Regions from separate parts of the Homo sapiens genome. Here region 2 is linked to region 1. Evidence: chromatin contacts called from ENCODE Hi-C or POLR2A ChIA-PET data. All regions are on one chromosome and are shown on one strand. Each heading gives the region's core, a stretch centred on a gene start or an enhancer-like site at or near the end of the contact. The rest is flanking DNA. Distances are from core to core; before and after follow the strand shown.

Region 1 (4,121 bases), core at 1,061-3,560:
GGGGTTGCCATGCCTATCTGATGCTTACACCTCAGGAGGAGGAGAAACCATGTGGCTGGATCTCAGACTTCTTAGTTGGGAAATACCCGCAGCTTATAGTGGGGGTGCCAAAAGGAGCTAGAGATAGAACGCTAACTCTCCTTTGTTGCCAGAAGGAAACATCAAGATACCCAGCAAGAAATTCTGTGAAATATAGTTAGTAGACTTCCAGCACTAGCATCATAGAACAGACAGGAAGGTGGAATTGAAGCTGAGATGCGATAGGTACGTAACCAGCACAAGAACCTGATATAAAGGTATACAGGTTTCACATAATTAGGAAACAGGGCTGCCGATGGGTTTCTAACTCTACCTCCGTCACTGGTTGACCTTGTCCTTGGGCAAACATCTTTCTTCCTCTGAGCTTTAGATTCCCCATCCATGGCAGGGGGAAAGAGCTAGATGATCGAAGGGCCTTTCCAAGTAGGAGCTGGGATTTGACAGAAGCAGCACCAGGGAGTTGCTGGGATTTCTGAATGACATCACTCTAGAGGGTCCTATCTCAGGCTTTAGCCATCAAACAAATAGGGCATCTCCTGTTTCTGGTTCTGCAGCTACTGTTTACATGCTCCAATAAAGGCAGAGGAAGGAAGCCAGGGCTGAATTTCTTCAATGTGGTGACTCTATTGGCCAAACTGATTCCAAAACGTGCCATTAAGAGGAATGTTTCACTGAACTTGGAGCAGTAAATGGAAAAATAACCAAAATGACAGCAGGGGGAGGAGGGGTCGAGGGGAAAAAGGAGCAAGTTGGGAGGTGAGTAAAGAGAGCATGTGATTTTTAGACACACAGATCCTAAATTTGCCACGCGTCTGATTCACAGCAGCATTGTATTCTCCAGTTCTGTCTTCCTGACATTGCCTCTCTGCCTTTCAACAGTCATGGCTCTTTTTGAAAGTCGGTTATAATGCACAGAGACTGGGTTCAAGTCTCAATTCAGCCACATACGAGCTGGGGGACCTAAAACAAGTCATTTATTTTTGCCTCCTGTCAGCCTCAATTTCCTCACCTGCAATTCTGCCTGCCTCTCAAGATCATGAAAATTAAATGAGCTAATATGTGTGGAAGTGCTTCCTCAATCTGGGTGCTATGTATAAAATGTAGTCATTTTTTGAAAATGCATTAGGCATTAAAATACACTTATAAAAATGCATTGAGCATATTTAAGATTTTTGTACTTATTTGTATGTTATACTTCAATAAAATAATTACAAAAAAGGTAAAACTATGAGAAGAAGTAAACGGTGGATTAAATTTATTTAATTTATGAACTAATGGTAGTAACATGTGATAAGTGACCAACTTGGATAACATAGGCAATAGTATGAGTTAACATATAAGGGGAGCAAAGCGCTCTAAATTTTATATACATAGCTAAAATTCTGTAGGTATAGCCTTTATTTAAATTCTAGCTTTGCAAAAGAAACCTATGGTCATTGTAGAAAATTTGGGATCTATAGGAAAACACAACGAGGAAAGTAAAAAGTAACCATAATTTCGGCCCATATACAAAAAAAAAGTAATCTGTGAATTGTAAATGCTACTCAACTAGCTGACGAAAATGTTATTTCTTTATTCATTTCCTCCTCCTCTACTTCTTGACATGCTCAGAAGTTGAGAATTATTATAAGCCAGATGGGGCAGCAACGCAGGGGCCTGCAGAAGGCAGGAAGGTAGCACAAACAAGTGGAACAGTGGGATGAGTCACCACAAATGCAATGACAAATGATAGCTGCCCACTCAGCCTGAAAGCCGGGGGACTTCAGGGAGAGGTGGAGACTGGCAAACTCCAAGCCATGTGCCCCAAGGGAGCAGGCTCTTCTCAGCTTCAGCTCGCTCCTTTCATATTTCCAGTGTGGCTGGGTCATTGACATTACTGAGAGAAACTGGCAATCTGGAATGCTGTGTGAAGATACTCAAATTTTAAATGTTAAAGCCTAATTAATTTTTTACACTCTGCAGGCCACACCAAAGACATCCATAGGCCAGATGTGGGCTGTGAATGCCAGTTTGCAACTGCTGCTAATGGCAAAGGCAGTGTGGGGGCGGGGGAAGTTCACTGAAGGTCTTGGGCTGGGAAGTAACAGGAGCACGTTTGTAGTTCAGAAAATTCCTGGGGTAGCTGGTAGGAAGGAGAGACTGGAGTGGGGAGAGACTGGAGGTGATATAAATATATTTCTCTGAGTGAGTGATGATTGGTGCCTCAACTAGGGCTATAAAAAGAAGCTGGAGTGGGAGGGGAAGGGGTGTGGTGTTGGAGAGTTGATGCAGGGAGGGGCTGGGAGCCCAAGGGGGTGCCCATGTAGCAGTTTTGCCTAGAGCCCTGGAGACCCACAATTCAAGTTTGAGGAACAAACTTGTTTCATAACAGACAACCGGAAAGGAGAAATTGCTTGGTATTGGGGAGGCCTTCTCCAAAAATAGCAAAAAGGTGAAACAAGCCACTAATTGTGGAACTTGAGGGCAGGGCCTTGGAGGTTGTGAACACTGAAAGAAATGTGGGCTGAGCAGCCTCAACTAGAGATCAATGGAAGAGAAGGGAACAAATTTGATATGAAGTCCTACACCTTGAAGGGACTGCAGATGCTTAGTCTAAGGAAGAAAAGACACAAGGAAAATGGAGCTTGCTTGCAAAGATTACTTATTGAGCATCAACACATTCAGGAGTTCCAGCTGGTGCTAGATTTGGGGGATATAATGATAAGCAACAGCAAGTAAAGTCTATGTTGTTTCTGCCCTGAGGGAGTGTTTGGAAAATATATTAATGGAATGATCTCACAAATAAAGGCGAAGGTGCAAGGCTGAGATAACTGCTGGGAAGAAGGGCCCAGTGTTTTGAGAGCATGTCCCAGAGGGTGGGGATGTAGACTTCCAGAGGAAACGATGATAAGACTGAGAGCTAAGAGATGAGCAAGAAAGTAAGAGATAAACAGAAGGGAAGGAAAGACTTTTAGACATTGGGAACAGCATGTGCAAATACCTGACTCACAGGAAGGGCTGAGAAGGTCAGCATGGCTGCAGCACGCTGTGAGGGACATGCAGGGCTGTCTCCAGAGGCCCATGAGCTGTGGGACAGAGGAGCGATGGGGCTTGTTCTGTGTGGTCTGCAAATGCATCCATTAGGGGTGCTGCAGACAGTTATTCAGTTATTCTAAGAGACTTACGGTGGAGGTGCTGGGAGTTTCTTTATTTTAAATTCATGAAAATAAAAAGGTAGCATTTATTCAGTTTCACCATGTGCCAGGCCCTGTCTAAATAGTTGTCTCGTGAATCCACACAATAGTCTCAGGTGGTAAGTGCTCCCGTTACCTACTGCTGTGTAACAAACAATCTTAAAAGAGCTGGTGGCTGGAGTAGGCTGGGTGGGGGATCTGTCTCCATGCAGCTGCTCCATCGCATGGCTACTTTGGGCTTCTTCATAGCATGGAGGTCTCTGAATAGTATACTTCTTACATAGTGGAGGACTTTCCCCAGAGCAAGCAGTTCTGGTGAGACAGGCAGAAGTTGCCAGTCCCCTAAAAGCCTAGCTCCATAACTGGCAGCCTCACTTTCACTGAATTCACTGGACGTAGCAGTCACAGGTCAGACCACATTCGAGGAGGTGGAAGAATAAACTCCACTTCTTGATGGGGCAATGGCATGTGCATGAAGGATACAAGGAATCCAGGATGGTTATCTTGGAGACAAGCCTTTATACAATCCCCATTCTACAGATGAAGGGACCAAGGTTAATAGACACACTTTCCCAAGATCATACAGTCAGCAGCAAGTGGCAGAATTGGGATGCAAATCCAGGTCTATCTGACTTCAAAACATCCTGTCTTTAGTTACTGTCATGTTCCTTTCACAGGATAGGATGGGGCCATGAGAAAAGTCCTCAGCTGTGAGTCCTGGGTTCTGATCCCTGCACTGCCTCCAATTTGCATGTGACAATTATAAGCCACTTCCCACCTGTGGGCCTCAGGCTTCTCATCTGTGCAGGGAGAATTGGACTCCTGGGTCTTGCATGGCAGTCCCAGCTTTAGGATTCTGGGGTTTTGAGGGTCTGTGCTGCATCCTCAGGGCTTGTTGGTCACTGACCT
Region 2 (4,302 bases), core at 429-2,928, 1.0 Mb after region 1:
AGCAAAGGACAAGGCCAGGTGCTTGGACAGTTTATATTCTGGAGAGGAGACGGATGGTCCCTGGTTCCATGCTATGCTTAAAACACAGTGATGCGGCCGGGTGCGGTGGCTCACACCTATAATCCCAGCACTTTGCGAGGCTGAGGTGGGTAGATCACTTGAGGTCAGGAGCTTGAAACCAGCCTGGCCAACATGGCGAAACCCCATCTCTACCAAAAATACAAAAATTAGCCAGGTGGTGGAGCATGCCTGTAGTCCCAGCTACTCGGGACGCTGAAGCAGGAGAATCGCTTGAACCCAGGAGACAGATTGCAGTGAGGTGAGCTCACACCGCTGCACTCCAGCTGGGGCGACAGAGTGAGACGCTGTCTCAAAAAAACAAAAACAAAAACCCACAGTGATGTAATCCCCGTGAGTGGAAGGATTGGAGTGTTGGGGAAGGCCTCTCTCACTGCGACTGAACAGTGGGAAGGTGGCCCCAGGACCTGGGGGAGGTGTCCCAGGTGGACAGCCCCAGACAGAGGGTTGTGTTCCATGGGAAGGAAGAAGGCCACCATGCCTACTGTATAGGGAGGGTGGGAGAGTCCAGGAGGTGGTGAGAAAGCAGGCAGGCTCCAGCTGCACTCGGCCCCTGAGGACTCCGGGTTTTAGTCAAGGGCAATGAGAAGTCAGGGGAGGGTTTTCAGCAGGAGAGTGAGCGATGAGCCCTGGTATCCGCTCTGCCTCCAGCTCGCTGGGCATGGTGGGCAAGCCCTGCCCCTCTTGATGGGAGCTTCCTCCTTCGTGATGTTGCCTGGGCTTCTGGAACCCAGGAAGACTCTCAAAGGTACTAACAGGTGTGGAGAACTTTCCCCTCCCCATTCTTTCAAAGTCACATAGATAACATGGGGAATGCCCACTTTGCTGGATTCTCACAGGCTGCTCAGACACCCTGAGTGGTAAATACCATGGACTTGGGGAGTGGTTTCTTAGTCTGGGGTTTGGGTCAAATTAACTATCATAGGGTCCTTAAATAGCCTACAAAGTAGTGTATATGGAAAATAGGTACGTGTATATGAGTTTATGCAAATAGAGAATTCACATGCAAGATACATCACCCTACTTCTAATGTGTAAGAAAGAAATAGAAATATGGCTATTTATTTATTTATTTGTTTTTTTGAGACGGAGTCTCACTGTGTCCCCCAGGCTGGAGTGCAGTGGCATGATCTCGGCTCACTGCAACCTCTGCCTCCCGGGTTCAAGCGATTCACCTGCCTCTGCCTCCCGAATAGCTGGGATTACAGGCGTGCACCACCACGCCTGGCTAATTTTTGTATTTTTAGTAGAGATGGGGTTTTGCCATGTTGGCCAGGCTGGTCTCGAACTCCTGACCTCAGGTGATCTGACCCACCCACCTTGGTGCTGGGATTACAGGTGTAAGCCACTGCGCCTGGCCTATTTATCTTTTTTGCCAATCACATAATGTTAAATTCACTCTGGTTAAATAGGAATATGATGGGTTGCCACTATATGACTTTTGGTTAATAAACATGGGAAACCTAATTAACTCTTTCATAATTCCTCCCATTTCAAAGCCCAGGGCCATGGTGGAGCTGTGGGGGTTCCCCAGGGAGCCCAGTGTGGGAACCACAGGACCAGATGGGCTGTGAGGCCCCTCCAGCTCCCACGCTGTGCAGCAGCAGGGGCAGCTGTGGGCCGAGCACTGCTGAGTCATCTCTCCCTCGGCCTGGTCATGTGTTGGCTGACAAGCCCAGGCTGGTGTGGAGTCCTGGCCTGGGTTATTGGGGAACTGACTTCAGCTCTGGCCTGCCGAGGCCCCCAGCCTACTGGGAAGGGGGAATCGCCAGCTACCTACTGCCTGTCCACCCACCTGAGGGTCCCCTGTCTGTTCATAAACCCCAGGAGCCGGCCACCTGAGAGGGCTGCATATCCTGGGTGTGTGAGTGCTGCCTGGGGGCTCTGGCATGACAGCAAGGCGGCAGTCAGCTCCAGGCAGCACTGGGCTGAAGGTGTGCACTGGCATCTTGCTGCCCTGTTGAGCATGACATTTCCTTAAATGCCATGAAGGGGCTGCCTGACCTTCACTCTCTTGCCAGGACCCCCTTTCTACCTCTTTCTGGGTTATTTATAACAGTGTTTACAAGAAAAAGGGCTTCTCAGCTGAGCCCTGGCCCTGCTCCCTCGGTCTCTCCTGCCAGCCAGGGCAGGAGATGCGGAAATAGAACCAGAGAACGTGGACACTATAGGACCCCAGAAAACACCTCCAGATGGAGTGTGTGGGACACTTTGTTTTTTTAGGTCTCTGGGACTTTTTTTTTTTTTTTTTTGAGACAGTTTCGCTGTTGTCGCCCAGGCTGGAGTGCAATGGTGTGATCTCGGCTCACTGCAACCTCCGCCTCCTGGGTTCCAGCGATTCTCCCGCCTCAGCCTCTCGAGTAGCTGGGATTATAGGCACCCACCACCATGCCCAGCTAATTTTTGTATTTTTAGTAGAGACGGGGTTTCACCATATTGGTCAGCTGCTCTCGAACTCCTGTCCTCAGGCCGTCCACCCACCCTGGCCTCGTAAAGTGCTGGAATTATAGGCTTGAGCCACTGTGCCTGGCCAACTTTTTAAAAAAAATTGTGGTAAAATGTACCTAACATAAAATTTACCCTTTTTTTTTTTCCTTTTTGAGACAGGGTCTTGCTCTGTCATCTAGGCTAGAGTAGTGCAGTGGTACCATCACAGCTCACTGCAGCCTCAACTTCCTGGGATCAGGTGATCCTTCCACCTCAGACTCCAGAGTAGTTGGGACAATAGGCATACGCTACTGTGCCTGGCCAATTTTTGTATTTTTTTTTTTTTTAGAGACAGGGTTTTGCCACGTTGCTCAGACTAAAATTTACCATTTATAAAGTACAAAACAGTGGCATTAAGTCCATTCACCATGTCATAAAACTATCAGCAGTCCAGCACTTTTCTGTCCTCCCAAAGTCAGGTACTTTGTCATCCTCCTGACACAGGAGGATGGCTGGCATGTCCCTAGGCACATCTGAATTTTGAGGAAATCCCACACAACATGGCAAGGAAAGGAAGCACCTGCCAGCTCATGAGCAGGGTGTCAGTGGTCGCCCCTTCAGCCGTGTGACATGAGCAACAGTCACCCTTTGCTTTCCTTCCGACTCAGGACCAAGGTCAGAATTCCAGCGAGTAGACTGCCAGAGGACATCCTGATTGCAGGAAGAACCAGGAATCTGCTCCAGTCTCTTTCTTTTCTTAAGCAAAATCGATGCATTTCACTAACTTCACTCCTTTCATTAGAAATAGGGCACGTGTTTTGTAACTCACCTCAAAGCTGAATGCCACCCCCCATCCTGGCAGGCCATTCACCATCTTTGAGAAGAATTTAATAACAGTTCCTGGAGAGTTTCTTATAAGCATTTTACAGTTTTCCTAAATACCTCATGAGGGCTGGAGCAATTCCACAGCAACTAGGAGGTTATGGGCCCCATTGCAGAGATGTTGAAACTGAGGCCCCACTAAATGGCGTGACCCGAGACATGGTCCCATTTTAGTCACCTGCATGAACAGTAACTTTCTCCATCTAATCCCGCCCAGGTGAGGGCTAAGGTAAGGCAAAGGAGGCACTTGGCTCTGGCACAAAATTTAAGGAGATGCTAAAAAACTCAGTCGTCAAGATCAATCCTATTTATATCAGTGTTTAAAAAATAATTGATATAAATATCCATGCTGAACAAAATATCCAATTTTAAAACAAAGGCAGAAACAGCAACGGGGCCATGCGTAGCCCTACAGGAACCGAGGCAAGAGGGAAAAAATTGGCACCACTGACCTCACCTTTACTTAGAATTTTGGTATTTTGTTAATCTTGGGTGGATATTTTGCATTAATTTTAAAATTGCATTAAAATATGATCTACCTTGATGACTGAGTATTTTGATGTGTAAGGCACCCTAATTCCAGCCCCAGCTCCACCTCCCAATTTCTGTGAACTACTGGAACAGCTGACCCCTGCCTTCAGGTCCCCAGGCCCTGGGGTCCTTGGATGCCAGGGCCTTTCACTCCTGAGAGTCAAGAGAGCAGCTGAGGATGGCATTTGATCCCTGCAGTCTATTTTTGTGCCTGCCCTTCAGCAACTGATAAAATGTTGCTCTCGGTAGAGCTGATGTGTTGAAATGGTGAGTGTTGATGTCAGGTGGTTTGTGTGATCATGTATCTTCATTCTTGACCTTGTAGAGGGGCCTGGAACCAGGAAAGAAACTGAACTCTCAGCGTTTTTGCCCCCCACAGACTTTG

Evidence for each region. A loop is a pair of places that touch in the nucleus more often than their neighbours do. ChIA-PET counts read pairs that join two places held with the same protein, here RNA polymerase II (POLR2A). Pooled maps may share reads with other maps.
Region 2: a pooled map shows a loop between it and region 1 (4-fold over the local background). The contact joins two enhancer-like sites. A Hi-C loop is called at or near these places in 2 of 37 single-sample maps with no recorded cell type and 3 of 50 pooled maps. POLR2A ChIA-PET finds 5 or more read pairs at or near these places in 1 of 52 experiments (activated T-cell).

Annotation. Positions count from the first base shown.
Region 1 is chr5:148,803,766-148,807,886 of GRCh38, forward strand. No RefSeq gene overlaps it. Among named protein-coding and RNA genes, the nearest start is that of ADRB2, 21 kb to the right of the region's middle. RefSeq lists enhancers at 1,763-1,842, 2,243-2,292. Within about 2 kb of position 2,311, at least 11 of the 41 ENCODE cell types and tissues checked have a DNase peak (open chromatin) inside an H3K27ac peak, as active enhancers do.
Region 2 is chr5:149,804,298-149,808,599 of GRCh38, forward strand. The region is part of intron 1 of PPARGC1B (PPARG coactivator 1 beta); the gene reads left to right. Among named protein-coding and RNA genes, the nearest start is that of MIR378A, 74 kb to the left of the region's middle. RefSeq lists enhancers at 1-748, 1,400-2,049, 1,639-1,783 and a cis regulatory region at 1,706-1,716. Within about 2 kb of position 1,679, at least 29 of the 41 ENCODE cell types and tissues checked have a DNase peak (open chromatin) inside an H3K27ac peak, as active enhancers do.